Regions from separate parts of the Homo sapiens genome. Here region 1 is linked to region 2. Evidence: read pairs that join two places in POLR2A ChIA-PET (ENCODE). Cell type or tissue: OCI-LY7. All regions are shown on one strand. Each heading gives the region's core, and the rest is flanking DNA. Links, peaks and the distances in the headings are about the cores only. Region 1 overlaps PIP5K1B (phosphatidylinositol-4-phosphate 5-kinase type 1 beta). Region 2 overlaps PIP5K1B (phosphatidylinositol-4-phosphate 5-kinase type 1 beta).

Evidence for each region. Peaks named below come from ENCODE experiments on the same cell type or tissue, not always from the same donor. Only the 100,000 strongest peaks of a DNase experiment are listed, where the experiment ranks them.
Region 1: POLR2A ChIA-PET joins it to region 2 with 8 read pairs; 3 of 35 experiments call an interaction of 5 or more read pairs at or near these places.

The regions. Positions count from the first base shown.
Region 1 is chr9:68,795,071-68,810,758 of GRCh38, forward strand. The region is part of intron 2 of PIP5K1B (phosphatidylinositol-4-phosphate 5-kinase type 1 beta); the gene reads left to right. Among named protein-coding and RNA genes, the nearest start is that of PABIR1, 23 kb to the left of the region's middle. In OCI-LY7, for the core only: no CTCF peak of the experiment used is centred there; a DNase peak (open chromatin) is centred at 7,691; H3K4me3 peaks cover 569 bases; H3K27ac peaks cover 486 bases.
Region 2 is chr9:68,896,474-68,912,161 of GRCh38, forward strand. All of the region lies in intron 8 of PIP5K1B (phosphatidylinositol-4-phosphate 5-kinase type 1 beta), which reads left to right. Among named protein-coding and RNA genes, the nearest start is that of PRKACG, 110 kb to the right of the region's middle. In OCI-LY7, for the core only: no CTCF peak of the experiment used is centred there; no DNase peak of the experiment used is centred there.

The DNA.
Region 1 (15,688 bases), core at 4,166-12,165, 100 kb before region 2:
CTTCCGGCTCTAGGTAGTATTGGTTTTCCTCTGAATCAGTGTACTACCTTCTGCCTGTACTCCTTACTTTGTGTGTGTGTGAGAGAGAGAGAGAGAGCGTGTGTGTGTGTGTGTTTTAATGGTTAAAACATCTGTGTCTCTACAGGCTGGTAGAACTACATTCCACACCTAACCTTGTGACTTCCAAGCTTTCTGATTTTAGGCAAATTGCTTAATCTTTGTGTGTCTTAGTCTTTTCATCTGTTAAATGGGAGTGGTTCTTATCACAAAAAGTAGTAAGGATTAGAAAGGAATTCTCTATAAAATTGTAAAGTTATTTATTCAGAAAACTGGTAACTTGAATAAATGGAAACCCGAAGAATATATGTAATATATGGAATAATCCCCTATCTTTAGGGCAAATTTCCTGAAGGAAAGGGACAATAGTTTATCTGTCTTTCCTAATACCAGTTGACTGAGAAAGAACTTAGTGAATGTTTATTAATGGTGATAGATAACGCTTGGAAAATATGTGGAATGGTTGCTCACAGAAATCTGTGATATGTGTCTTAAAATATTTGCACATTAGCAAATGTTTTAGACTTTAGGAAATCTTCCAGACTAAAACTCTTTCTAGGGAAATGGTGTTGCAATTTTGATGGTATATAGGAAGTCAGTGAGCTTTCCTTTTAGTTTTCCTAACATTCATGAAAATTTCTGGGTTTCTCCTATTTCATTCATATTTTCATAGAGAATTCAGAAATCTGCTTTAATTTTAACACAGTCAATCAACCTTGTTCTATAATTAGGATGAGAAGTTAAATGACATTTACTTTTGAGCAAACTTTCATAAGATATGTATTTTAATCATGTGAAAAAAAGATTAGAATAACAAAATATACTGAAACAGGCAAATTACACCTTCTAATGAGAGAAGCGATGCAGGTTCATTTTAGAAATTGTAGAAAGTTCTGATAAGCAAAAGTAGTACACTTCACTGAGATGCCATTGTTTGCACTTCATGTATATTGTTCCAGGCTTTTTCTATGTCTAAATATGTATATGTGATTTCATACGGTGATAGCATCCTGCTGTATATTCAGCTCCATAAACAGCTTTTATTCCCCATGTAATATACAGTGAATGTTTTAAATATGCTTCTGCATTTTTTTGATAGTTGCATTTTTTTGATAGTTGCATGTTATTTTTTTCTGTGGATGTACCACAGTTAATCCACTGTTACTCTTTAGTTTGTTTTCAATTTTTTCCTCAATTACAATGTTCTGATGTACATCTGAACAAACTTTTAAAATTTAAAGACCACAAACATTTCTTAGACTTGCCAATATAAAATACCTAATTCAACTTTGTTCATTCTTAAAACATTCCTTTCTGAACCGGTTTTGTTATTTATTTGATGGTCATGTTTGGAGCTCCTGTGTGTGACTGAAAAAAGAAGAAAAGTGTAGTTTTCTGAACATAATCTGCATTTCAGATTTTTTCATGAATCTAAGACAGCATTTTCCTCATTTGATCCAAACTAGAGAGTTTTGATAATGTCATCAGGAAATGATGCTCCGAGGTTGTCTTCTCCTCAACCAGAGCAACCCGTAATTCATGGCTAGTGAGGTTGCCAGGAAGTCAGTGATCCTTACCATTGTGTCATTTGAATGAAAGAAAGGCTGGAGCATAGGAAGTGGGGAGATGAGAAAGAAGCCAGAGTTAGATATCTATCCCACAGATTTAAGGTCACCACCGTTTCCGTCTTTCATAGCTATGGCAACTTGAGATCCCATGTTTTCTAGGTTAGTTATCAAATATTCCCTCCAGTAGCCCAGTGAAACATCTTAGAAATTCTAGTATTTGGACATCAAAACTAGCATATTTCTATTTTATGCACCTAAAAATGACACCAAAACCCTTTATGACATCATGGTTGTCAGTTTTAGGGTTATAAAATATGGTGACCATATATAGATCTTAGGAAAAGGAGTAAAAGAGATGAGTTAATTATTCATTTTTTCAATAAATGTGGTGAATGAATACTTACTATGTACCTGGCACTGTCCTAGGGCCTGGGCTTACAAAGACGAGTGGACAAGTCCTTAAGTTGCTCTTGGCGTGGTACACACATATATGTTTAATGTCTACGATGCTTTGTTGTTATTTGTTGCTGTGTAAAAGACATATGTCCAAGATGCTACAGGAACCCAGAGGAAGGAAATGCAAAGGTTTTTACAGAGGAAGCAACTCTTTAGCAGGTTAATAAGTGGATAGGCATTCCCCAGGGAGACAAGGGGTACATGATGAGTGTCATTCAATATGTGCAAAGAACAGAGTATATTCTAGGATTCTCCAGCAAACAAGAATTGCAATGTTGATTTAAAACATTTGGAGTAAGTATTGGGTTGAATTTTTTGTTGGTGATGGTGGTAGTGTTTGCTAATTGTTTTTATTTTTCCATATTTCTCAGTTTTTTAAAATCTTCATTGTTTATTCCTTTTTAGGGAATTACTAAACCATTTGACCCTGAAAGATCAGATGAAATGGACATGGCTTATTAAGGAGTTGTTGTAACTACTTCTTGTCTCAATGACATACTATTTTCCTGTCTTGGATTTAATTGCTTAGAAATTATGGCTACAGATTCACAAAGAGATTGGAAGAAAGAATAGATAAAGAATATATAGTTCAAATTATCTGCTAAATTTTTTGTGCTGTTAGTAATTAATACTCCAAAATGTGATAAAGATCACTGTGCCCGTTTTGTTTTGTTTTGTTTTGTTTTGTTTTGTTTTAGCATTGGAAAAGCCTTGGGCTATACATTCTGAGATTTCAAACAAAGTAGATTTATAGTGGAAAGGAACCAGAGGTTTAGACTAAATAGATACGCTGTAAGAGAGCCATAATGATCTTATTTAAATATTTTCCACATTAAATAAGGCATGAGTACTGTTATGCTACTGCCTTTTTTTTAATAATTGAATTTGCATCCATGGTGGTTTTTTTTCATTCCCCGTGGAGTTCCACTTGATAGCCAATGTGAATATTTGAAGAAAATAATCTGTTGGAGCCCAGATTTGAATTAAACTTCCTCAAAGTATAATGAAAGTTTTGAGTTTGTCTTATAAGAAAGAAATTTTTGTTTATGCTTTAGAAGCTTAATTGATAGAAGTCTGGAGAGCAATAATTGGGGTGAATTTTTAAGATGGTTGTAAGATTGTTCACTTGGTAAATATTTCTTGAGCTCTTACTGTAGACACTGTGGACCAGTCATTGAACTGAATTAACTTTCACTCTAGTTCCTAATAGACATGTTAAGCTGCTGGCTTCATGGAGTTTACATTATAGTGAGAGGAAACAGACAAAAACAATAAAAGGTAGTTAGTAGTTAGTAAAATCATTGCCAATTACAATAAATGTTAGGAAGGAAATAAACAATGGGCTGAGAACTTGAACCACAGAGAAGCACCTGCTTTGGGTAGAGTGGCCAGGGAGAATCATCATGGGCAAGGGGGAGGCATGTGCATGCACTTGGGGAATTGAAAGGAGGCTGGTGAGCAAGAGGAAGCATAGCATCAGATAAGCATGGAGAGCTAGGCAGGCAACAGACCACACGGGGTCTTATAGGGCAAGATCAGAAGTCTAGATTTTATTCTAATGCCATAAGAAGACATTAAAGGGTTTTACACAAGGCCTAACCTGAACTGATTTCTTTTTTAAGACCATTATTGCCTTGTGGAGAATGGGAGCAGGAAGATCAAGTAGGAGGATGTTATATTAGTCTAGGCAAGAGATATTGGTGACTGGGCTGAGGTGTAGCAATTAGGATGGAGAACAAAAGATGGTTTTGAGAAATCAGCAAGATTTGGGAGAGGGCATACTAAGGAGAAAGAGAGAGAAATCAAGAATGACTGATTTTTGTAAATGAAGTTTACTGACTTGAGTAAAAATGGGAATGAAGTGACATTGAATGAGATGGGAAAGTTTGCAGGGGCAGAAATAAAGAGGTGTTTGAGTTTTGTTTAGGACCTATCTCTAATATGTTTTTGAGGATTCTAAAGGGAGCTGTCAGTTGGCTATATAAGTTCAAAGCTAGGGAAATCTGGATGCAGCTAAAATTATATTTGAGATAAGCACACCTTCCATCAATATGTTGGCTGTAATTTTAAAAAGCATTTGGAGTATACTTGAAAATACTGAAACTCTCTATCTGTAGTACATACCTTCTGTTCATCAGTGACTAATTTTAGGGTACACAACAGTTGTGCAAAAGAATGAAGTCCTCTTAGTTGCACTTCTTATCAAAATCCCAATGGTATTGTTTTATAGAAATAGAAAAAAATTAAATTCATATGGAACCACAAAGGAGCCCAAATAGCCAAAGCAATCTTGAGAAAGAAGAGCAAAGTTGAAGGCATCACACTTCCTAACTTCAAAATATATTACAAGCCACAGTAAACAAAAGAGTATGGCACTCTCATAAAAATAGACATATAGGCCAATAAAATAGAATAGAGGCCCCAGAAATGAACCCATACATATACAATCAATTGATCTTCAACGGGAGTGCTAAGAATACACAATAGGGAAAGATAGTACCTTCAACAAAGGGTGTTGGGAAAACTGGATATCCATATGTGAAAGAATGAAACTGGACTTTTATATCAGACGCAAAACCAACTCAAGATGGATGAATGACTTAAAAATAATACCTGAAACTGTGAAACTCCTAGGAGAAAAGCTAGGGGAAAGGCTTCATGACATTGGTTTTGGCAGCAATTTCCTGGATATGACACCAAAATCACAGGCAACAAGAGCAAAAGTGGACAGATAGGACTAGGACAATATCAAACTCAAGAGCAAAGGAAATGATCAACAGAATGAAAAGGCAACTCATGGAATGAGAGAAAATATTAACAAACTATACATCTGAAAAGGGGTTAATATTCAAAATATATAGGGAACCCCTACAACCCAATAGCAAAAGAAAAAATAAGGAGCCTGATTGAAAAATAGGCAAAGGACTTAAATAGATATTTTTCCAAAGAAAACATACATGAGCCTGGCCTTCCCATATCAGGTTCCTTAGAGAAACTGAAAATAGTGATGGTGAAGGGGCTGGTGGAGATACCTGTGGGCAGCAGGTGCCCGGTTTGGGCCAGTGAGTGAGGAGAAGCCTCACACACAGCATGTGGTATGTGGCTACCATTTTTTCTCTTGCTTAGGCCCTGCAAATGTTGGGGGTAGACCTTGCCTTTCGAATGCAATAGTCCTTGAGGTTTGTACCATGCTTTTCATCCAGCATCTAGACAGGGCCTGCACATGCACAGGTGTTTGTTAAATGGATGAGTAATCCAGTTTTCCTTGTTTTCTGTGGCATGGGGAAGAAACATGGGTTGCTTGAAGTACCTTGGGTTCAACAGACCTCACCATTTCCTTCTTACTGATGTAAGAAGGCCTTGAAGACCCATCCCAGTCAGTCATCCATGGATAGCATCTATGTCAAGAGGATGTCGGGCCTTTATGTGTGATTCTATAGTTAGTGCAGTGCACAATGGGGCTCCACTGAAGGGTAGATGGAGGCTGATTTCCAACCTGTTCTCAGCTGCCACGCTCTGTATCTGCTGTTGAAAAGGGGCCTTTTTCTTTGCAGGGTTAAGTCTGCCCAGAGGTGGTATCTTTTTCTCATTTTTCTGCAAGGGCATAGGCATTTGCTAAATCAGAAAGGTTGCCTTTTTGTCATTCAAACAAAGGTGTCCTAGGCTTCCCAAGGTCATATTTGGGTACCCTTGCTCCAAATTCTCCATGACTGTTAAGTTCTTGAGGAACTTGAGCTGTAAGCACTCCAAGTGTTGGAATACTTTGAGCAGTTGTCTCCCTGTGCTTGCATCTCTTCTCCCCCTCATATAGAAATCCCAGATAGGAAAAGTGTCGATCCAAGTTGCAGGCTTCCATGTCCATTCCTAGGGCTCTCAGGCCTCGCTGAGTCAGCACCTGCTACTACCACACAGGTGGATTGGTCCATAGATATTTTAACCCATTGCTCTGTTCCCAGATGCCCCTGCCTTCCTTCTGATAAGGCAAATTTAATTTGTGTGTGTGAGGAGGGGATGGAGAGGGTGCTTTGCTTGAGCCAGGATATAGTCCTTTATATTCTGCTGAAAATTCTCAAAGGAGGGCTATCCAAGGGAAAATAACAAGCCCGGGCATGAGAGAACTTAGAATTCCAGGGATACTTAGCGGTATTAACACTAGGAAAAGGGCACATTTTTTTTTTCATATTGGATTGCTAATAATCACAACAATGCTAAATACTTCCTGGATTTCTTTCAGTTGGGCTGAATTTAAGAAGTATAGGTTTATGCTGTTCCTTGATGCTGAGAAAAGAGGGTACATGTAATACTGAGACATCCGCACAGTGGTGGGTGTTGAGGCACCCTGCCAGGTGGGAGAGATTTGAAATATATTCCAAGACTAAAGATTTGGGATTTTTTTCGTACTTTCAAAACCACAGGGATTGACAGAGTTTAATAATAAGATTACAGAGTTACTCCTGTGAATATAATATACCACTTGAAAGAAGTACATTTGGTCAGGCTGGACGGAATCTCATCAAAGAGATAAGGGAAAGTCCGGAAGACACACCTGAGTATGGTCTGAAGCCAAAGAACAGCATGCTCCAAAACAAGCCCAATCTCAGGTTAAGAAGCCTTCATCATTTAGAGTGGCCACCACACGGACTCTCCTTGTTTTGTCTTTTGACTGTTAGGTTGAGTTCTGATGGAATGAATGATGGGGGTTTGCCCCAGCATATTAGCAGCGCATTTCGGCCCTTGTGCCAGTCTGGAAACAGGCGATAGAGAGTGAAGTCAGTGTGTTACCATCACAGAAAACAGCTTAGAAAAAGATACCCCACCAGATAAATAATGGGCATCTCTGGATGAGAAGATTGATGGCTCCTTTTATTTTCTTTGTGATTTTCTGTCTCTTTCTCATATTTCTAAAATAGATATGAGTTGCATTTATAATGATTTTTAAAGTTATTCCAAAAGAGAAACTATTCAAAGAAACTGAAACTTTATGGAATGAACCTGGAATAGCAAGAAAAGATATCTTATGGAAGTATTCGAAATACTAAATTGATAGCCATCCTTAGTTTTTCATGTCAGTTTGATGCTTGAACATTCCTTGATTATCCAGTGCTAAAAGGAGGAAGAAAACATTTATGAAGCATCTACTTAATGTGTAAGGACTTAAAAAATGAGACATCCTTTCTGAACTCAAGGTAGCTTATCTAAGAACAACAGAAATACGCATATATGCATTAAACTTTCCATTTTTGTGTCTATTCATGTGCCAGGCACTGTGATGGATAGAAAATGGATGGATGGATGGATGGATGGATGGATAGACAGAGGTTATTGCCCTCAAGGGGCCAATAGTGTACTAGAAAGAGAAGAAATTTAAACTGAGGATTACAATATAGTCAGTAAGTGTCACAATAGAGTTAGTCCCAGAGCACGTGAGTACAGAGAAGAAACGCTGCCCTTTGCCTCAGGAGGGGTAGGAGAGGATTCATACGAGGAAGTCATGCCTGAGCTGCATCTTGGAGGACAAAGAGCACTCAGCCTGAGAGTGAAGGGGATGTGCCAGGCATTGAAGTGTGTGCAAAGGTAAGATGCAAAGAGAACCACGCATTCTGAGAGCTGACAGTCATCCCATGTGGCTGCAGTTGTGTTGGGGTGAGCTGGGAGGAGATATGAGAGTCGTGAGAGGTCATACGCTGTGCCAAAACCTCTGAGGTTTGCCCTGAAGCAGTGGGAAGCCCTTGCAGGATTTTAAAGAAGGAGAGTGGTTAGACAGATTTGCATATAGAAAAGTCCCTTTAGCAATGTTGTTCACCAACAAGGCAGACTAATTAGGAGGCTAGGGCAGCAATCTGTGTTAGAAATGATGAGATCTCAATTAAGTTTGTATAAGGGAAAATGCAGAGAAAGACTCAGAGTCAAGGAACATCAAGGAGATTGATTGGAAAGAGCTTAATTGATAGGTTGTGGGGAGGATGTATTGAGGAGGAATTGGGATGGCCCCTTGATTTCAGGCTTGGACAACTGGGTGCTAATGGTGGCATTCTTTGAGCTGGATGGGATACGATAAACTGCAATTGAAGCATTTTAAATTTATAGTGCCTGCGAGATACTATAGAAACCCTAAAAGCAGCTGGGAATATAAATCTTGAGCTCAAGAAAGTCTGGGCTCAAAGAGTTATTTGGGAGTCATCACAAGTAGGTTGCAGTTAAACCCATTGGTGATGGAAGAGATTATTCAGAAGCAGTGAGAAGAAAAGAATTCGGAAGACCATGAGGAACAGGAACATTTAAGAAACAGTCAAAAAAGGTGGAAGCCTGCCAGAGAGCCCAAGAAAAAGTGTTCAGAGAAGTGGAGGAAAGCCAGGCATACCAGGAAGGGAAAACCAGGCATATATGGAGGCCCTGCTCATGCTGTCTCCCAAGTTCATCATCCGTGGAAGAAAGGGCAAAGAGCAAATGCCAAGTGGCAGACATGCACTTCCCAACTGAGTTTGCCTCTAACAAGTCTCTCTGGATGTAAATGTCTGTCGATACCTCACTGCTAGAATGTCTAGGAATACAAGTTTCTTGTTTGTTTAACTGGGAACATTACCTTCCTAAATAAAGCTATGATCCTGTTAATAAAGCACATGGGGAAAAGGGATTTGGGGTATTTGGGGTAGGCAAATGACAGTGTTGGCCACTTCAGGTAGCCAAGGGAAGAGGGACAGTCAGTGAAGGAGGACTGGTCATTCATCAGTTCAACACAGATTTGAGAGCCTGCTGTGTGCAAGGTATTCAGTGTCCGTGCTTCAGAGAAGTTGAGGAAGGTCATGAATGAAATGACTGCTTGGGTGAAGCAATGAGGAATCCACCTTTGAACTTGGGGTGGTTGTCCAGGAGGCCGGATTGCTGTGCCTCCATGAGCGTGTGGAGGGGTGGGGGTGAAGATGGAGAATGGACAACAGTCTTTTGAGGAGTTGACTTTGAGCATAAAGGGAGTGGGATGATGCCGCAGCCAGGAGGGAGCATCAAGGTGAAGAAGAGGTTTCAGGAGCCAGGAGGAAGGGTCTCAGGAAGGAGTTCACATGCTCATATTCTCAGGGTGAAGAGCCAGATGAGGGAAAGTAGTCGATTCAGGAAAAAGAGTATCTGATAAAGCTCCAGACAGGTATGTGTTGTGGGGAGCGGAGAACATACCTTAGCTGTGCATCAGAGAGGGACAAAGATGGGTATGGGCGTTCATAGTTTACAGGTGGGAAGGCAGGAAACAAAGGGCCCACCATTCCTCGGGGAGGCAGGGGGCAGGTAGCGGACTTAAGGAAATAAGCGAAGTCTTCAAATAGGCAGTATTAGCAGAGAGGTTAAGAGCCACTTTGGAACTGGACAGTCTGTGCATTCCCATCCTGGCTCCAACTGTATGACCTTGGGCAAGTTATTTATATATTTTATTCTTCTAGTTTTCAATTTTTTTTTTTTTTTTTTTGAGAGACAGGGTCTCACTCTGTCATTCAGGATGGAGCGCAGTGGCATGATCATAGCTCACTGCAGCTTTGAACTCCTGAGTTCAAGTGATCCTCCAGCCTTGACCTCCCAAAGCACTGGAACTACAGGTGTGCACCACTTCACCCAGCTAGAGGCAAGTTATTTAACCTCTCTGTTGCCTTCGTTTTCCTCTGCAACCAAGCAATGAGGATAATAACAGAAACCTGTTACTTGGAGTTGTTGGAAGAATTAAATGAGTTAATTCATGTAGTACTTGTCTGAGTGCCTGGCACAAAGGAGTGTTTCATATGCATTGGCTGTGATAATGATTATTTATAGGACAGAGAGCACATGCAGTCCAGGGTCACCTAAACGCCTAACTGGTCCAGAATGCAAGTGCGTTGGCTGAGGGCTGTGAGGGCACAGCAGATGAAGCATTGCATTCTTCAAGGAAGTCCTCAGGGGGAGGCATTTGAGATTGGCACAGCCCTGGAGAGGCTAGCTCAAGTAGAACAAACACTGTTGGTGCAGGCAAGAGGCTGTCAGAGCACCTGCCACATTTGCAGAGGAAGGAGCCCTCTGACACTTGAGAGGGAGCATGTGGGGCGCAGGGGGCCCTGTGTGTAGAGGCTCCTTCACCTCAAGGGTGGGAAGAATGGTGGAGGAGCGGCCAGAGATGAGGGTGAGCATCACACTTTGCAAGGCCTCGAATACCTGGAGTTTCTTCTGTAGCCACGAGAAGGTTGGGAGCAGGGCAATGAGGGTCCACTCTGTCCTGTGGTGCTCCTTCTGGTGAGAGTAGCTAAAAATAGTCATCACAATGCTGAGTGCAGGGACTGCGTATGGTGTGCCAGGAACATTGGAGTGCTGTAAATCTTGGACATTACTAACGACTGCCCTGTGAGAGAGGTACTGTTATTTGTTTTATTTTTCAGATGAGGAAACTGAGGCACACAGAGGTTAAGCCACTTGAGGATTCCATACAGCTGGTGTGCGGCAGAGTCAATAGTGAAGCTGGGCAGTGTTGTGACACCAGAGCCTCTTCCTGTGACCACCGAGCTGTCATCACCTGTCACATTAGGGTGTGGCTCTCCAGAGGGGGTAGTGACAAGTGGAGATTGGAGCAATGACCTCTGCTAGGCTTATGGCAGCTTATTGATAAAACATTTTCTGTCTTAGTCAAGGAGAGTTTGGCTGTAAGGACTAGAAACTCCTGCAAAGAACTCAAGTGAATGCTGAATGGATTGTGAAGATACAGGGGCGCTCCCAGAACCCAGTTGCTTGCTAGGGAGTATGGCTAGACATTACACAGCTGGAGAGTTGTCAGGCTGTAGCAGTATCTCTGTCTGTCTGGAAACACAGGGCCTTCTCTGTGCATCTTTCCACAGTCTGATTAAATTGCAGCTTTCCTAGTTTCACTCTCCCAGGACCTTGGCTAGCCCTGACCCTACCTGACCTGAAAAGTCACTTGACTCACTCAGTCCCTGTGTTGTAGATAAAGTTCTTGCTTTGGATAATCTGCTGGTTTAGCCTAGTTCAAGTGTCCCTCCTTGGTTCCTTCTGCAGCTGGGATAAAGGTGGCACAGGTTATGACCAGGCAGGGAGAAAGCTGCTCTGAGAACTCCATGATCTTCAGTGGTTAGTGAAGCTTGCACGCCTTGCCATCTTGACTTAACTGCTAACCCTGCACTCCTCAGTCCCTGGCTTTGCTCAGGTTCTGACAGTGTTTTTGTTGTAAACATCTTGTGGGGCTCCTTCCTTTCAGCCTGCAGCTCTGCCCTGGTCTTTCAGGTCTTCATCCTCATGACTATTGCAGCAGGCTCTAGAGTCACCCTTCAAATCTGGTTTTCGCTTCCCATTTTATCTCGCCTTCTTTTAAGCAATATTATTTTTACAATTTTTATTGGCCTCCTATTCAGAAGCCTTCAGCAGATGTTCCTTAATTTGTCACATTCATGGCTGTCTCCCAGGGCCATCTAGCCCGCCGCTAATCATCCTCTTCCCTTGAATTCCCATCGTATCAGCACAGGATAATTTTCTCTTACCAGACATGCCATGGCCCTTCCCTTCTCCACGCCTGCTCCTTCCCTCCTGCTCTGACATCTCTCATCCATGACTTAAGAATGCTGACTGTAGACCCTGACTCTAGACCACAGTCACCTCCCTCTCCTCTGAACTCCTTTTAGTTTTGATTCTCTAGGGAAATTGTTGGTTTGTTGAAAGCAGCTGCCTGCCCAGTGTGTCTTGAACCTGCACACAGCCAAGCACATGTCAAACACTTGGAAAATTTAATATTCAGTGATTAGTGGCTGATTTATTATCTCTTTTGGCCTTGGTTTTTTTTTTTTTTTTTGCTTTTTAATTTTTTATTACATATTAAAGAACATTCCATATAAGCTCTCTGACTGTGATGATTGAATACTTGTTAGAGGCAAAGCCAAGTAAAAGTATTAACTCTAATCCTGTTAAAGACTTTCCCATTATTACATGTGCTTGAGTTTTGGCTTCTCTTTTGTGTGCCTTGAGAACAGGGACCATCTCATTCATCTTGTATACCTCAAAGTACCTCACATAAAGACATCCGGGAATACATGTTTGAGTAAATGAATACCCTCCTCATTGAAGAATAGATCTTAAGTGGTCATTTCATGACTGCTTCTATCTAGGCATTTACATTTGTGCCTAGTTTGAAACCACTTTCATTGCTTGTTACGAATTAAGCTTATTCACCCAAACTACAGAAAGGCTTTTAAAAATTTTTTCCTTTGGACAAAATTTGTCTCCTGCTCAGTCCTTTTCTGCCCATAACAGCATTGGCCATCCCCTGCAATGATTGTATTTATTTAACAGTTCTTCCTGCTTCCCTGCTATGGCCTTTCAGACTTCCCCACAGGCACAGAGCCCCCAGACACCTGGCAGGGTAACTATCAGCTGTTCTTTGTATTTGGGGCATATAGGGGATCTGTGTGGCTTTGGTTTCTCAATAGAAAATGACATAAACGCAGAAATACTTTGCAGGCTGCTACAGGAACAAAGGCAAACAGACTTGTTTGTTTGTTTCTGAGACCAAACATTTTTCTGCCAATCAAAACTGGTTTTATTTGCATATAGTGTATCATAAATTGTTGTAATAATTGAATAATTCCCAAGGCATGTACTCTTAGGAAAAAAAGAGGAAAATAGCTTAGAAATAAAATGTGGACAAAAAGCATAAGCTGGTGAATGAAAAATGAGAAATATTGCCATGTAGTAAAGATATAATATTGTGAAGTCTACCCAGTATCAAATGTATGGTAAAAACTAGGGAAGAGGCTGGCACAGTGGCTCACACCTGTAATCCCAGCACTTTGGGAAGCCAAGGCAGGCAGATCCCTTGAGGTCAGGAGTTCGAGACCAGCTTGGCCAACATGGCAAAACCCTGTCTGTACCAAAAATACAAAAATTAGCCTGGCGTGGTGGTGTGCATCTGTAATATTAGCTACTCAGGAGGCTGAGGCGGGAGAGTCACTTGAGCCTGGGAGGCAGAGGTTGCAGTGAGCAGCGATCATGCCACTGCACTCCAGCCTGGGTGACAGAGCAAGATTCTGTCTCAAAAACAAAACAAAACAAAAGGGGAAGAAAAAATGTAAGCAAGTTATAGAGGCAAGAAGTTCAACTATGTGAGATTATTTGTGATTATCCCAGATGTGACTGGGAAGAGATAGAAAAGTAACAGTGTTAGTTAAATCTCCATGGATTCTTTGCCTCCATGCCAAATATCATGACTATCTAACTAATTACTCCCCCCGACTCCCAGCTTCCCCACCACCCCGACACTATCACCAGATACACACAGATACATACTATGTCTTTGTATATGTAAAATGAAAATCATTGCAGGACATCATGCAGTAGCAGTGTTTTTCATGAAAGGCTGTGAGTTACATTGGTCTGAAAGCAACACATCCGTCATGGCTGTTTTCACTGGCGACTTTCTTCTGTCTAATGTTTGCAATGAAGGCTTGGCTTGAAAAGGCTTATGAATTCTTTTAGCACAACCTTTGTTGGGAAAATGAATTACAAGTGGTTCATTTGATGCTGATCCTTTTGTCATTGCCATTTATAGCTATTCTGTTTATTCACTTTGGGAGAGCCATTCTGAGAATTGATGAATGTGTTTTATGAGAGAATATAAGAGCCCTGCAATTTGTTTTGATTGGTCTCCATTTGGATTCATAGCGAGCAGGTGCCATCGTTTGGAATTGGTTTTGGCAGTGGCTTGGTTATATAAATATTAGATACATGAAGTGAAACCTCATTTAAATTATTTTCATCAGTAAGAATAGGAGAGCTTTACATTGAATGTAAGACACCATAGTTCTATTTTTACAGCTTCTAAGCATACAAATGTGTAACATACCATATGTCTGAACATATGTATGTAGAAGTGGCCTCCATTGTACAAATATTTAACATACAGATTTTCTGCATTTCTTTGAGAGTTTATGCAAATATTCTTTAAAAAACTCTAAGCCTATAGTTTCTTAATATAAGAATTTTTTCTGGTCTGAAAAATACAGGCATTTCTGCTTTGGAAACTATGTTAAGGATTGTTTCAGTTTGGTGTTTTTTTTGTTGTTTAAGCCTCAGAAAATAACCCAGCACATTTTAAACCTTTGCTTTCTCCTGCTTTTTGTTGTTGTTGTTGTTACTGTTGTTTTTGTTGCCAAACCCACATTAAAAAAAATACCACGCCTCTTTGTAAGGGCTCTAGAAGAAGAACTATAATACTTCCTATCTTCCCAGCAAAACTGTTTACCAGGCTGACGTTTTCCTAAGAATAGCTCCCTAGGTTTTCATGAATCCATATAAATTTCCACACATTTGTTTTTTATTCTGGCACAAAATTTAAGAGGGACTTACGATCATAGGTGGAAGGAGCAATGAGGAAGTCTGTTGGTAACCCTTTAGGTAACATCCTAAACCTCGGGCTACTTGCGGGCAAATTGTTAAAATGCAGGACTCATGATCTCTGAGTACACCCATGAAAATTTAAATACCCTTCACGGTGCTGGGTCTTTTTGTAAGCAAGCCAACACGGTGCCCAGACTCTTTTCCACCCTCTAGCTCTCAACCTTATGTCCCCAGCAAACGGCTCTAAGTCCAATTTCAGTGTTCTTCATAAGTGAAGCTTTCCATGAGCCCCACAGGCTGACTTATGCAGTTCCTCCTCCAAAAACCCAGAGTAAAGGACATGCCACATTGTAAATTGTAGCCACTGCAATGCCTGTCTCTCCTGCTAATAGGATTCCTTTGAAGACGAGTACCTGTCCTTGTCATTATGGCCCCGGGCCTAGCTTACTGCCTGACATGTTATGCTCCATAAATGTTCATTGAATGAATGAAAGAGTGAATTTATTTGGTGTTAGGTAATAAAAATGAATTCAAAAGAGCATAAATAAAACAAAAATGATTGACTTTAACATGCAGGTGTGACCAAGGCCCAAATTATCTTCCAATTGCTTTGTCTTTCGGGAAATGCGCTAGGAAATGTTAACATACACAGCCTGAATGGCATGAAAATATTTGAATATGGCTATCCTATTGGAAGCCCAATTCCCATAGGGCAAGTTGCACTCATAATGACCAAATAATCAATGAGTCCTCTCCTCATTCCAAAGAGGATTTGAAGTGAGGCCCTACCTAAGAAACTTGGCAGAGGCACCAAAACAAAAGCACTATCTAATGGAGTTAGCGCAATTCATAATCGAAGAGAAGTGGACAGCAGCAGAGATGGACATGAAACCCAGGCCTTCGGAGGCCTATCCCAGCGTTCTTCCAATTCATTCTTGTTGCTTCACTTTATCAGTGTTTAATAAAGTGTTTGTTTTTATGGGAAGATGAGTAAGGACTCGTGGCTAGTGTCCCTTAACCTCTTGTGTCTACAGATTGGCCTACTTAGTTAAGTGATTAGGTAATTAGCAATTCTCCCACTTATTTGGCCATGTATGAGAAGCAAACTCATCTGTGGCAAATTAAAAATACTGAGTTTTATGGCCCTAGTTGGGGAATTAGAGGTTGAAAGGGTTGCTTCTGACTCACATATGGCCCCCAGGCACAATATATCTAAAACTTTCGGTAACTATAGAGTTTTAAAAAGCTCCTCTACCACC
Region 2 (15,688 bases), core at 4,885-12,884:
GAGATTTGCCTTTTTATTTTTTATTCTTTGGCAGGTTTGTTGTTCTAAGGAACATAAAGGTCAAGGTAGAGGTATCCTGAGGCTAACTCCCTCTTACTCACTGCATTTGCAGTTGTACAAGACACAGATCCTGGACATTCTTCAAAATATGTACATCTGCCTTCAGAAAGGCTTCTCTTGGGCTGGTATGGGAGTGTGTAAATGCTGAGCTGTAGGGGAACTCAGCTCCCTTCCCTGATCTGTCCTGACCATGACCAAGTCCTCTGGGATCTGGATTCAACAGCTGGTGCTCTGAGCAGAGCTGCCTCAAGGAAAGCCTATTTCTGGAATGGTGAATATTAATATTTAATAGTCAAGGGCCTCTTAGTAAATCGTATGAATGCTGTGAACTCTCCTCCCCCCAAAAAATGCCCATCCTCGTGATGGATCGTGAATCTCTTGGAGCCCGTTGTTCCTTCCCTTCCTTCTTCCCCAAGGCTCAGAATCCCCTTCCTAGAGTTACCTCTCTCTCTCTTCAGGTCATCCTCTGAAAGGCCAACTCACTGGATGATTGCAATAGGATATGTGGTTGACATCGCCCCAATATTGCCCTTGCTTTGCAGAGCTGAGCCTCAGTGCTGGCTGAGGGGCTGCAGAGACCCAGAGGGTCTGCAAGGTTAGTCTGAGCTGAGGCCAGCACCTATCAATCAGGAATCTCCTCTGCTAAAATTCCTGTGAGACAGTATGGCTAAGGCTCTAGAAACAAACCAGTTAGAGAAATGTATTACTGTATCAGCACCCCAGGCAGAGAAAGGTGAACTAAACCTATATTAGGATATATGCTTCTATTCACTTATCAGCACATATTGCAAGCACACTACATGCCAAGCATGAGGTGCACGACCTTTATTTTTTATCAATTGCCATACAGTCTAGTATGTGCAATGATATTATATTGTGAAGATTAGAGTAGGGAACATTGTAGCTTGCTTTTAAAGGATGAGAAGCTTTCTCCGGATAGGCAAAGCAGTAGAAGCATATTTCTAGGATAAGAGAACAATAGGTATGAAACAATGGGTGTGAAATAGCACAATGTGTTCCGGGAGCTATAGTTGTTTGGTTTTGGGGCAGTTAATAGGGAGAGCATGTGGGGTAGAAGAGGAAAGTGGCCACATAATATGAGAGCCACATATTGTCAGAAGACCCTTTCTGGTGGTGCCAGGGAGCTCTTAAGGACTTAGCAGTAGCAAATCCAAGAATCCCAGACCTTTGGACCCCAGCTTCTTTGTTGTTCCCAGACGGATTTGTTAAGCCTCTTAACCTATGGCTGACCTCCCCCTGCTTCTTGGCGCCCCCACCTCTCCTTTCATATTTTGGCTTGACATCTCAGACCCTGGAATTCTATTTCCTTTAGCATGAGTGCTGGCCGGAAGGGCCAGCTTGACCTAGCTTATTCCCTGCTCCCCATGGACTGCTTCCCTGACTGCCAATCAGAGCTGCCGTTTCTGAGCTCTGCGTCTGAAAAGACCTGAACAGCCTCATCCTGCACTGAGTCCTCCTGACACATACCATCTTCTCCTGGCATCCTTGTGGCAGCCCCTGAGTCCCTTTGCCTGGCTTCCCCAAGCCCAGTCCCAGACCCCTGTGTATAATAAGCCTGCCCTTTGGGATGGTTCATTCCTGACCAACTCCTCCATGTAGCACATTGGCCACTTGGAACTATTCTAGAAAACTGATCTTCTTTTATGCCTCAACCCTGCTGAGCCCAATTCCCCCACAGGATCAGAGGGCTCTTTCCAAAAGCAGGCATCCAGATGTCAGGTTCTGCACCCCATCTCCACATTGCTATTCCCCATTGGCTGTGTGTGGTGGGGGAGAAATGGATATGTAAATGATGAGTCCCCTTTCTTGAAGGCTTTCCTATCCCTTGGTCTGACCCTCTATATGCTCACTGCCACAGCCATCCATACCCACAAGTTAATTTGAGCCAAGGAAAGAGTGGTGACATTGAGTACTACAAAGACATCACAGATCACTTGCTATCAAAACCAGAAAGCAGGATTTATTCAAACCATCCCCAATGGCTCCCACGTGACAGACAAGCTGAGATGCGTGTCCTATTTGAAAACTGCTCATCCCAGGTACCCCTTCATCTTCCGCCAGGCCTGCACCTCTTCTAGTCTTCTGTGACCCAGGGAACATGACCATCGTGCAGCCAGATACCCAGATCTGCACCCTGAAGCTACTCCTTCCTCCCTCCTCTCCCTCTTTCCCTGCATGCAGTAAAATCACCATGTCCCAGTCTGCCTACCAAATAACTCATGGCTCTGCCCCCTCCTCACTGTAGGCACAGCCACTGCTTTTATTGAGACCGTGGTTATTCATCACCTGGAGTTTTGCTGTAGCCTCTTTGCTGGTTTTCATTATCATTGCCTTCCATCACATCCCCACCACTGCTGCCAGACTGATCCTCTGATCAGAAGACTTAACACTCTCTGGCCAAGGTTCCCCACTGCTTTTGGGCGAAAGCCAGTGATTCCCAGCTTGGAACATTAATATCCTTCCTGATCTGGTCCCTGCTACATTCTCCAGATGCGTTCTTCAGCTTCTGTCTCCAGCCTTCTCTCTCCCCTCTCCTCTGATACAGATCCCCACTCTCCAGCTCTTCTAATCTACTGGCCACATTCTCTAAAGGTTTTGGTTTTTTTATGCATGCCTCACTCTGCTGGACCGTTCTTCCCCTCTTCTACACCTGGCCCTCACCTGCTCGTCTCAGGACTACTCAGGGATCAGTTCCTCCAAGACCGTGCTGTTGTGGTTCCCCATGCATCCTGGGCTTACTTCTTTCATGGGACTTAATACACTGTTACTTTTTCACATGTAAATCCTGGAGCCTGAGGAGCAAGGCTTAATCTATCTTTATATCTACATGCCTGGTTCTTAGTAGGTACTTAGTAAGTGTTTATTGGAATATGTATTTGAACAGAGGAATAATCAGCTGTCTAATGATTTAAAAAAAGAGAAAGAAAGGTTTAGGTAAGAAACCTGTCTTTGGTGATTTTTGTGTATCTAGCTATTTTTTAAGTTCTGCCTATTTTGGAGGAAGTATCCAGTTTCACTGCAATGCCTGCCAAAAATTGCACTGAGAATTTAATAAAGTAGATTATCTCCATTTTGAATCACTTGGGATTATTTGAAAAGTTGTACTGGTTGTCCTCCTATCAAGAGTCATTTGTGTAACAAAAGTACATTTATATTGCAGTGAGTTTTCCCATGGAAGCAATGTTGTAAATGGTCATTAGACTTTTTTTCTTTCCAACTTTTATTTTAAGTTCAGGGGTACATGAGCAGATTTGTTACATGGGTAAATTGTCATGAGGGTTTGCTGTACAGATTATTTCATCACTCAGGTAATAAGCATAGTACCTAATAGGTAAATTTTCCATCTTTCTACCCTCCTCCTCCCGCCCTCCACCCTCAAGTAGGCCCTTGTGTCTGTCATTTTCTACTTTATGTTCACATGTGCTCAATGTGCAACTCCCATTTAGAAGTAAGAACATGCAATATTTGGTTTTCTGTTACTAGGTTAATTCACTTAGAATAATGGTCTTCACCTCCATCCATGTTGCTGCAAAGGACATGATTTCATTCTTTTTATGGCTACATAGTATTCTGTGTTGCGTATGTACCATATTTTCATTATCCAGTCCACTGTTGATGGGCATCTAGGTTGATTCTATGTCTTTGCTATTGTGAATATGGACTTTATTTTATTAGCACTGACCCCTGTCTTCTTTAGGTGTATGTACTGTCTCTCCAGCGAGACTTTAAATGTCTCAAAGGGCAAAGCTCATTCTTTACACCTCTCTGCAGCTGCAGCACCTGGCTTATTCTATACACTCAGTACATGTTGCAAGATTGTGATTGAAAACTCTTTTGAATTGAAAATGTATATATTAATTTTAAAAGAACAATTAGGATCTATTTTTGTATTCATTGTAATTTACCATGATTATTTTTTCTCTGATATAAGTTATCTATGTAAAATCTAGAATCCCATATCATTTAATTAATTTGATAAATTTTTATATGCTGAAATATTTATTAATAACTCTGGGAAATGACTTTGAGACAAAGTATATTAGTGAGAACTTGTGTTTACAACCCAAATATTTTTAATCCTTCAAGTGAGAGTCATTTCAGAGACAGTCTTGATAATTAATGACCTAATGACTTATTTTACATTTATTATAATTTTTGTTGAGCCGCATGTTATTAATTTTTAAAGAGTGTGGAACCAATTTTCTTTTTTCACACAAATGACTGTAACCATAAATATTAATAGGTTCTCAGAATTTAATGAAACCAGTCTCAAGAATACTGAAACTTTCTGATGTGCAAAGAAGGGTCTTTCTATGTAAGGCAAGTTCTGAATTTATGAATCAGATTCTTAACAGCTATGGGCATGTTTGCATGGGTTACAAAATGGGTTATTTTATATAATATTTAACATTATGGCTATTGCTTACCATTCAGCTATAATTTTGCTGGTAGTAAACTTTTTACATTTTGTTCAGACAGTTTATTTTCTTTTTTTGATATTGCTTGCCTTCTCAGTTATCACTGGGGAAGAAAAAATGCTTTAGACCTAATACAAAGGAGACGTACATATCCTGAAGGTAGAAATACTTCAATTTAAATTATCCTCTCATCAATAAGGAATTCGATTTTGTTTTTAGACTTCAATCAAAACATGAAAAGGGTGCAGGGACATCATTGACTCCACACTCCTAAATTACTTGTTTTGTTTTTGTTTTTGTTTTTTGAAATGAAGTCTCACTCTGCTGCCCAGGCTATAGTGTAGTGCATAATCTCGGCTCACTGCAACCTCTGCCTCCCAGGCTCAAGGGATTCTCCTGCCTCAGCCTTCCAAGTAGCTGGGACTACCGGTGTGGACCACCACACCCCGCTAGTTTTTATATTTTTAGTAGAGATAAGGTTTCACCATGTTGGCCAGGCTGGTCTCGAACTCCTGATCTCAAATGATCCTCCTGCCTCAGCCTCCTAAAGTGCTGGGATTACAGGTGTGAAGCACCATGCCCAGCCAAATCCACTGTCTTTCAAAGTGTGTTTTACAAACACTGTAAACCCATGAGATATTTGATTTGCTCCATTGTCTTAAAATTATGAGTTTTGGCTATCTGTAATAGTTTGATATCATAGCAGTATAAGCATAAAGCAAAGTTAAAGTTGGTGAACAAATAAAACCAACTCATAGAATCAAAGATTGTTCGAGTTGGAAGGAATCCTAAGAGTTCCTAAGAAACAGTAAAAGAATGCCTTCTACTCTCTGGTCTTAGAAAAAATGATTTTGGACTTACCTAGCCAAGCCAGGTTTTATTGTGAGAACAGAAATAATGATGTCATATCATATATGCAAGGGCTTTGTAAATTTTTCTACCTGTAAATTTTTTTACTTTGTATTTTGAGATAATAGATTCACATGCCGTTGGAAGCAATAACACAGAGAGATATCATACACCCTTCACTCAGTTTCCCCCAGTGGTAATATCTTGCACAATCTTGCACAACCTTAGTACAGTATCACAATGAGGAAATTGACTTTGGTACAACCTACTGACGTTTTTCAGCTTTTTTCAGATTTCACCAGTTTTACATGCACATGTGTGGTGGGGGAGGTTCTGTGCAATTTCAGACGTACATAGATTTATATAACCACCACCTTGGTCAAGTACAGAACAGTTCTTTCTCAAAGATGCCTAATGGTACCCTTTTATAGCCACAGCTACCTCCTTCCCTCACAACTCTTCCTAATCCTGTGCAATTACCAATCTGTTTTCCATCTCTGTAATTTTATCTTTTCGAGAATGCTGTATAAATGGAATCATACAGTATATAACCCCTGAGATTGGCTTTTTTTTACTCAGCATAATGCCATTGATATTCATCCAATTATTGCCTGTATCAGTAATGTGCTCCTTTTTATTGCTGAGTGATATTTCTTGGTATGGATGTATCACAGTTTATAACATTCACCCGCTGATGAACATGTGGGTTTTTTCTAGTTTTTGAGTGTTACAAATAAAGCTGCTGTGAACATTTGTATACTGGCTTTTGCGTGAGCACAGGTTTTCATTTCTCTGAGATAAATGCCTGAATTCAATTTCTATGTCATATGGTAAGTGCGTGTTGAATTTTTTAAGAAACTGCCATACTCTTTTCCAGAGTGGTTGCACCATTTTACATTTCCACCAGCAGTGGATGAATGATCCATTTTTCTCCTTTTCCTCACTAGCATCTGCTGTTGTCACTATTTTTTATTTTAGCCACTCTGGTAAGTGTGTATTTAAGTCTCTTGCTAAAAAATTACTTGAGTATATGCCCCAGAAAAGCTAAAGATAAATCTAATAAAGCAGTTTGGGGATATAGAAAAGAGTGGTGAAAAGAAAGCGGAAAAACTCAGTGGTTAAGTTTAGTGCCTGGTGATATGCCTGTGAGACTATGCAACTGACAAGATTCCTAAGAAAAGGCCTGCGATACAGGAGTTTAACGTGTGTGTTTCTAATAATAAGCACTCCTGTGAGACTTCATCTAAATCTATTCTACAGCCATTGGTGTTGCTTCATTATATTGTAATTACTTGATTACATGTTTAACGTTTGCTACTAAAAATCTGCTCTGTGGGAACTGTGGAACCTCATTTTCCCAGTCTTAGCTCACTCGAGAGTTCTTACACAGCATTTCTCTTGGTGTCAATCTTCTGATGAAGCCTAGGAAATAGCAACAGCAAACATTCTTGGAATAGTGAATCTTACCTAGTCAATGCACATAATAAAAGCAGGTTTTAGTAATAACCTACACATGGTTTGTCTGGAAAGAACCAAGGTAAATCATGTCAACATTGTGAATTTGTGGATTAATTGTTTGGAGTACATTTGTATTGCTCATTTGTCCAAGGTCTGTTAAAGGCCAGTGAATTACTAAATTGCAACTGTGTTGACCTCTTCATCCTCTCAGTTTTTATTTAGGTGGCAACTGGTGTCGCCATTGAAGACCATCCATACACCACAACTGTTCAGTAGTCTTGGGAGGGGGCTGGTGTTTGTCTAGGCTTTTGCCGCTTGCTGCAGCTTAGTTCTGCTGAAAGTAGGGAATGGAAATGAGCTGCTGGCAGCAACAGAAGGAACACAATAATCCATGCAAGATAGTGTCAGGGTAGCTACAAAAATCAAAATAACTCTATGCTGTTGTTCATGCCTGACTTTCTACTAAGTAAGACAATTCCCAAATTTTACAGAATATGCTCTTCTGGGTTTTGGTGGAGAGAGGGTTCCATCTTGGATATAACCTATAGATACCAAAGTAACTTAACATGTAAAACAAATCATATGTAATATGTAATCATCAAATACGTATATACAATACAATACATAATACTTTATTGCATGGACAATAAGGATGCATTTCCAAGGCTTACTTTATCTGTGGGTTGGTTCAGGTAACATTTATTTAAACTTTGAGCCAGACAATCTATTACATATAGGTTCTCTCATTCATCTTCACAACAGCCATGTGAAGTGAGTGGTATGATTACCTTTTGACAGATAAAGAAGTGAATCCTCAGGAGAGGTTCAGCTTCCGCAGGTCCACAGAGCTCACAGTGCTGCATCCAGAATTTATACCCAGGTCTCTCTGACTCCAAACCCATGTTCTTTCATCATTACACTCTCCTTAAGGAGCTTGTGTGTAATGGTGGTAAGGCCACTGAAATGAAAACATTAAGTAATAACATGGACAGATATAGGCAGCATGGGCTAGAAGTGCTCAATGACTGGTCACCTAACTCTGACAAGGAGATACAGGGGCAGATGCTGTAGGAGTCAGGAAAGGGCTCAATCCTAGTGGAGAGCTTGGTTTGGACAGGACAATGAGTTCATGAAATCTTGCAGCCTATTTCAAGGAAGGAACACAGTGCCAAGTGACTAAGGAACACAAAGTAAAATAAATAATCCAAACATTTAATTTTAAAAATTTAATGAAAAGCATAATCAAGCCCATTGACATTTGCCAACTGTTACCAATGTGCATGCACACGAAATCCTATTAAGTTAAAAGCGAGGCTTCCTTCTGAGCAATGCAGCGGTTACAGGGGGGTTGATTGTTTTTGAAATCTTGCAGGGGAGGAGATTAGGGACTCAATGTGTGACGTTGAATCCTGTGTGAGCAGCTTTTGAGAATTCTGATTCACTACAGAAACGGAAGGATTATCAAGTCAGTAGTTTGCTTTTTTTTTTTTAAACTCTCACTGCAAACCAAAGTATTATCAAAATTTCTATAGAAAGAATGAAAATGGGAGACTGAAGGTAATTTCCTCGGCTCTAAGAAATAAACTCCTTTTCCTTTCTTCCTAAAAGAGATATTACCTAAAGATTGGAGAGTTGAAGCATTTCCTGAGTTTGTTGTTATGTGTCTAGCAAGTTTTCATTTTAAGTAACTTGTCCCACAGAAATTTATATATGCAATAATTCAAGTTAAGGAGAGCTAAAATCTTTGGGCTTATGAAATAGAACAATGTTATATCTACTACTTAGAGTTTCTGGCTTTTTTGTAAAAAGAACCTACTGGTCTCTGATTAGATGACCCTAAGTGTAGGAGTAAGGTCAATATAGGCCCCAAGCGGAAAGACCCACAAAGTATTTGGGGGAGGGAGCAAAGGGAAGGAAATGCCCCCAAGGACCCCTCTTCTCCTCCCTGTTGAGAATCCTGGGAGTGCAGAGAGGAAAGCTATGGCAGGAAGGGGAAGTGGCCACACGGGGCCTGATGGTAGCAACTCTGGCTTTGAAGATGTATCTGGAAAGGCTTTGAGGTTGGCTGCTGTGGATCTGGTTGTGGATTCTGACGTAAGCCAGTCATACAGATCATGATGCAAAACAGGGCAGAGTTGCCAACAGCCAATCCAAAAGAGATGTTAGGGGCAGCAAACCCTGGTGATTTACAAAATGGAATTGAGGCTCCATACCTTGGGAGGAACTTCTGGAAGCTAGTGAGGGACTGAGTTACAGAGATTTAAGGCATATTTGAGAGTTTCCAAGGTCTAGGAAAATATTACAAAGTTTAAAAAATGGTTCAGAAATGTGCCTTGTGATACATTACCCAGTGCATTGTGTACCTGTCAGACATGACCTTGTCTTCCTCCCAGAAGCTTTCAACTTAGGCTTAAAGAATAAAGAGTAAAATCAGTTTGATTTTATAGGGCTTAATTTTATTCATTCAACATCCAGGGCACATTTATGGAGTACCGATGGTGCTGTAGGACCAGGGCCTGCACGATTACCTTGTGAAAAGTAAAGTACTTTGGACATCCAGTGGTTCTGAACCTTTCAGAAAAGATCACCCCATACTGGCTTCTGAGAGGTTTGGGGCCACGTATATGGCTCTTCATCCCTGTCAGTATCAGTCCACACTCTTTACATGCCCTTCTACCCTGCAACTGAGTGTCCCTTTGATATCACCAGTGTTCTTCCTTCAAAGACATTTTTCAATTTAGTGTTTTTTTAAATTTTGAGACAGAGTCTCATTCTGTTGCCCAGGCTGGAGCTTGGTGGCATGCTCATGGCTCACTTGCAACCTTCTCTCCTGGGCTCAAGCGATCCTCCCAACTTAGCCTCACAAGTAGCTGGGACTACAAGCACATGCCACCACACTTGGCTAATTTTTGTATTTTTTGTAGAGAAAGGATTTCACCATGTTGCCTAATTTGGTCTGGAACTCCTGGGCTCAAGCAATCCACCTGCCTTGGCCTGCCAAAGTGCTGGGATTACAGGTGTGAGCCGCTGTACTCGGCCAAATTTAGTGTTTTGATCGAGCAAGGATAACTCTTCTCTCCTCATTTTTGTCCCTTCAAATACTGCATTTCTAAGTGACAAGGTAGAAAATGTCCGTGGGGGGAATGTCTCCCTCCATGAGAATGAAATGGCCAAGGACAATCTGTTATTCATGAATTGATATATAACATTCAACTTTTCATAAAAAGGATACATCTGCGAACTTTCTACATGTATACATCAGAAATGTGTTTTAAAAGGGATATGTACTTCACTGGACAGATCAATTGTCCATAGCTACTCAGGCTACAGAGAAGTTAAAACTGAACGTTTATTTAAAATATCTTCATCCAGCCTTAATGCGAGCCTGGCTGGAATGATTCTACATCTCGTTAACTTCCTCTCTTCATTTCTCCACACAAAGACCTCATTTGTAAACTTTGCCCATATTCAGCCAGCTCCAGATGTTCCAAGGACAAACCATTATCACGACCAACTCAGTGTTTGCTGCATTTTCATAAGCACTTGGTGATCTCTCTTCAAATGATGACGGGAGTTCTTTAGACACAGAGATTCTCCATCCTCTGATATTCCTCATTCTGAATTGGCTATCCAACTTTTTTTTCTAGTTTGTTAGCAATTTCAGAAAAAGGTCTACAATCAAATTTTCAAAGACCAGAAAAAGCAGTGATTCCAGATTGCAGATTTACTCTCTGTCCACTCAGATGTGCGGGGAAAATGTAGTTACTTAATTATCTATGAATCCTTTTCCCTACTAGCATCCACTTCCTCAAACTGAAACTTATCAGTTAGTAATATTGCAGTCTCTTCTGGTTTAGACAGTCACCCCTCCAGTTAAATATTCTGTTTATTCAAAGTTGAACTCTCTCAGGGTAGGTGTGAACTGTCCCTGTTTTATCCTCCATTTTTTAGGTGAGCACCATTGGAAACATAGGGTCCTTGTCCCATGTGGACACACAGAGCTGAGAACATTGCCACAGGCCTCTCCATACTCACGCATTCCAGCTCTGCCTTAACTGTCACCTTCATGCTAAGTGTGGCTTTCAACTGTGTCATGTTGAGCCACTCTTGTACCTTCTTTAGTTTTGATCATGTGCATATATTAAAATAAATATTTAAAAAAATATTAAAATAAATATTAAAAAGTAAATAAGACTCCAAATGATTTTTTTTTCTAATGATAATTCTCAGAACCTGGATTTTCCATCACTTCTTTTAAAACTCACTCTGTAGGTACTTGCTGTTCTTAGATATTGTTTCTCAATACCGATGGTGACTTTCCCGGGCCTCAGATTTTTCCTGCTCTATGAAAGCTTCAACAATCCTAGAGCATGGATCAGCCAGTTTTCTTTAGCCTTAAACAACCACAGGAATCTCAGTTGATAAATTCTGCCTTACCTTCCTGCCGAATTAATTACATGTTGTTCAGCAAACAGTTCCGAATTTTCTCTCTGTAGAAGGCTCTGTGCTAAGACCTGTGGGAGGTACAAAAAATGAATAGGATGTAGTCCTTTTTCTAAGAAGCTTAGAGTTTAAACACTAAGTCTAAACCATCAAGGTCTTATTTATCACGGACAGATTCTTCCATTCTTCTTCTCTTTCTTTGTCCATAGAGTAATATGAAAGGTGAAGGGTAAGTACTTTTTTCTTTTTACCAAGAAAGGCAGTTTACCAGAGTTGGTGGGCTGTAGCAGACAGTGGTGAGGGTTCCAGAATTTTACCTCACACATGGACGTGGATGTGGGTGCTTGGACCAAGTGTGGCCTCTGAGTCTCACAAGACAGCTGGCCTATGCCTGGGCTCTCTGCTGACGTACCAGTTAAGCCACAATGAAGTAAATCATTCATAGTAAAGCCAACAAGAAGATATATCATATAATGAGAAGGATGTGACATTTTAACATAAAATATTACTTTTAAACCTGTTTACAAAATAATTTATGAAGACATCTTTATTTGAAGAAATGAAGTGTTTATAAAGAAAACAAACCAAATTCATCCAGCATAGGAAGCTGGTGAATATATATATATATATACATACACACACACATACACACACATTATATATATACATGTATATGAAATCTTTTTAAATGATGGATGGCTATTTTTAAGTGTGGAAAAAAAAAAAGCCTTGGTACAGGTTAATCCAGTACAGCCCAAGTTCTAAATCACGGCATACACACCATGAAAAACACATTATTGCCAAAACAAGGATTTAATATTTATTTCATTCTGCTTTGCCAGCCAAAATTGTATGGCTTGTCACAGCCTGTATTTTCTCATTATGACATTAGCAAAGAACACTGAGCTTTACTGAAGAAATTTAATTAAATTGAAAAGAAAGTGTTTGGCTCTAACTAAACTGGCACAATACAAGGAATTCTAGAACTGTATTCTGAGGGGTCTACTTTGTGAGGAATGGCAGGCCCTTGGATTCATTTTTCCCTAAACCAGTATTTTCAGAAATGTCTATTTGCATAAAATCTCCAGGACACTATTTTGAATTTTCTGACATTATTGAATTAACAAAAATGTATTTGCCAATCATTAACTCCTTGTTCAGGAACTAGATTCTAGGCCAACTGGAAACATTACTCAGGACCCTTGATACATCTTCCTGTCAGCTCCACATTTTGTTAATTTGGTTATTTTGCAGATCTTCCATCAAAGATTGATCAAGTGAGATGGAACATAGCAAGTTTTCTGCTTTAACCACTTTAGTTAAGATCCCAAATTATTAATTTCTGTTTTTTTCTCTGCCATCTCTAGCTCATCATTGGCAAAGGGTAAGTTAATGCTAAACAGGTATAGACGTGCATTTTATCTAAGCATTTCAAAATAGCACGCTAAACTTTAATTTTGAAAAGTTTATACAATAAAAATATGTAAAAGTAGACCAAATATTGTAATGAATCCACATATACTCTGTGCTCTATTTTTAACTCATGGCCAATCTAGGTTTTTTTGTTTGTTTGTTTGTTTGTTTAACTGCCTCTCTTCCCATATAATTTGAAACACATCCAAGACATCACATCATTTTACTCATATGTACTTTAGTAGGAATCCCTAAAAGCTAAGGACTCTTTAAAAAAAAAAAAAACTACAATACCATTATAATGGATTAAAAATATTAATAATTCTTACTAATCATCAAATGTCAGTGTTCAAATTTCTAATTGTTTCAGAAACAACTTTTTGTGGTTTGGATCAGGATTTAAATAGAATCTACTTGCTAAGTTCCTTGTCACTCTGATTTTTTCATTTTGAAAGTATTTGTTGAAGATATTGGTTTGTTTATCCCAGAGCATCTGGATTTTGCTGATTACACCACATTGTTTCATTTAACACACTCCTCTCTTGTGCGTTTTTTCTGTAAATGGATTGTAGGATCCTACAGGTTGAGTCAGTCAGATTTAGGTCTGACTTCATATTTGATGTCTCCCCTCATCAGGAGGCACATCATGTCAGAATGCCTTTCTTTCTGCAATGTTAGTACCTGTTGATGACCACTGATTAGACTCATTCATTCATCAGGAGTGGTAAAATGGGGATGTTCTAATTTTATTATATGTCTGCTAGACTGCACAAAGGAATTTTAAACAAAAGAGTACCTGTCACATAGTAGGTGCGCAATAAAATACGTATTGAATGGGTTAATTTCCATAAGAACCCCTATGACAAGGGAGCAGAGGACAGGAAAACTAAGAAGGCCTTGAGATGTGTTCCATCTTAGGGCCAGCACCAAGCGTTCTTGGATGATTAAAGAGCCTTCACAGTTGACCAAGCCTGTGACATGCTGTTCTTGCAAAGGCTTCCTAAAGAAAAATGTGATAGTCTTACTAGACTCAAAGCTCAGCCTAATTTATAGCAAAACAACTTTGCCTTTTATCTGCCATTTAGCTGTATGCCTACTAAACAGTAAATCAAAAGAATCTCTATAAATATCAGCTTGATTTTTGCCCTTGACACAGTGTATATAAAATACCTATGGTGTGGGTAGGTTTGAAAGCACTGTAGGCTTTTATCTTTATTTTTCTGACAACACAGAGCACATAATCACAGTAAATGTTTTTAGTGCCAAAAATTTGTTCATGGGCATTGTAATCATGATGCACAGGTATCAAGTTCTTATATTTAAGATACAGGGTGTAGTGTTTTACATTCTTTATTGCTGAATATTTTGGTTTTCACTTACTTATACATGTGGAAAGCAGTATAACAAATATTCATTCCTACTGTGTTCAGAGCACACAGCAAAATGCACTAAGTCAAACCAGTCTTTGTTGAGAAATGAAGTCTTGTGTGTATGATACAAAGAATATAGGTGTAACCTGAGGTAGAATTTTATATGACAGAGGGACACTAATAATGTGCTTGGGTCTTCAGAGGGGAGACATATCCCAATAGTTTGTTGAAATCATTAGTAAATTTGCATGGAGTGGGGACAGGCTTTGAAAAAACAGTAGGATTTGAAAAGATGGTAAGGACCATCTAGAAGAAACGACATGAGCAGAAGCATCAGAGTTTACATCTTCAGAGCACATTCAGGGGTAAAGAGCTCCAGTTAGACTAGCCTGGCAAATGTCTCTAGCCAGGCATTAAGTAACAAAAAGACATTGGCTAGGGCCATATTAGTGAGGACTTTCTATGTCAAATTGAAGCACTGGCACCAAGCAGTGGTGAGAGACTGAAGGCTTTGAGTAGGGATGTGATGTGACCTGGTCAAGCACAGATGTCAGGAATGGGTTTGTGAGGAAAGAATGGGAAACTGGGCCAGGCATGGTGGCTCACGCCTGTAATCCCAGCACTTTGGGAGGCTGAGGTAGGTGGATCACTTGAGGTCAGGAGTTCGAGACCAGCCTGACCAACATGGAGAAACCTTGTCTCTATTAAAAATACAAAATTAACTGGTCATGGCGGCACACGCCTGTAATCCCAGCTACTTGGGAGGCTGAGGCAGGAACATTGCTTGAACCCGGGAAGCGGAGGTTGCAGTGAGCCGAGAACATGCCATTGCACTCCAGCCTGGGCAACAAGAGCAAAACTCCATCTCAAATAAAAAAAAAAAAAAAAAGAATGGGAAACTGAAATTAATTCATTATCATTAGAGAGAAGGAACGTTTTGATAATAGAAGCTGCAGGATTGGGTGACTCAGTGAAGGAAAAGTAGCCATGAAGTATGAAATCGCATTAGAATGATTTCAAATAAAAGAGGGAAGTGAGGAAAAAGAACTGCTTTGGAGTGAGGTAAGAATTTAGGGTTATAGCATGGCCATGTGTAGACATTTAGATGGTCATGGTGGCTCATGCCTGTAATCCCAGCACTTTAGGAGGCCGAGGTGGTTGGATCGCTTGAGCCCAGGAGTTCAAGACCAGCCTGGGCAGCAAGGCAAAACCCCATCTCCACAAAAAATTAGTCAGGTGTGGTGGCATGTGCCTGTAGTTCCAGCCACTCGGGAGGCTGAGATGAGAGGATCACTTGAGCCCAAAAGGTCAAGGCTGCAGTGAGTCATGTTTGCACCACTGCCTCCAGCCTGGGTGATGGAGTGAGACTCTGTTTCAAAAAAATATTTTTTTAATTTAAAAAAGAAGTTTAGAGATGTTCTGAAGGAAATATATTGGGCTGCAGCTTAGGAATGAAGTCAGATTAAATGCAACAATTTAGGAATTTTCTGTAGAAAGATGGTAATTGGAATCTACCTTTAAGAAGATCTCAAATCTATCCACTTCTCCCTCGAGCTCCCCAGCTGCCCCTACTCATTCAAGTATTACCCTCTCTTACCTGGACTGCTGAAATACCCCCCAGTCGAAAGTAGGTACTTCCTGTGGGATCTTCCCACA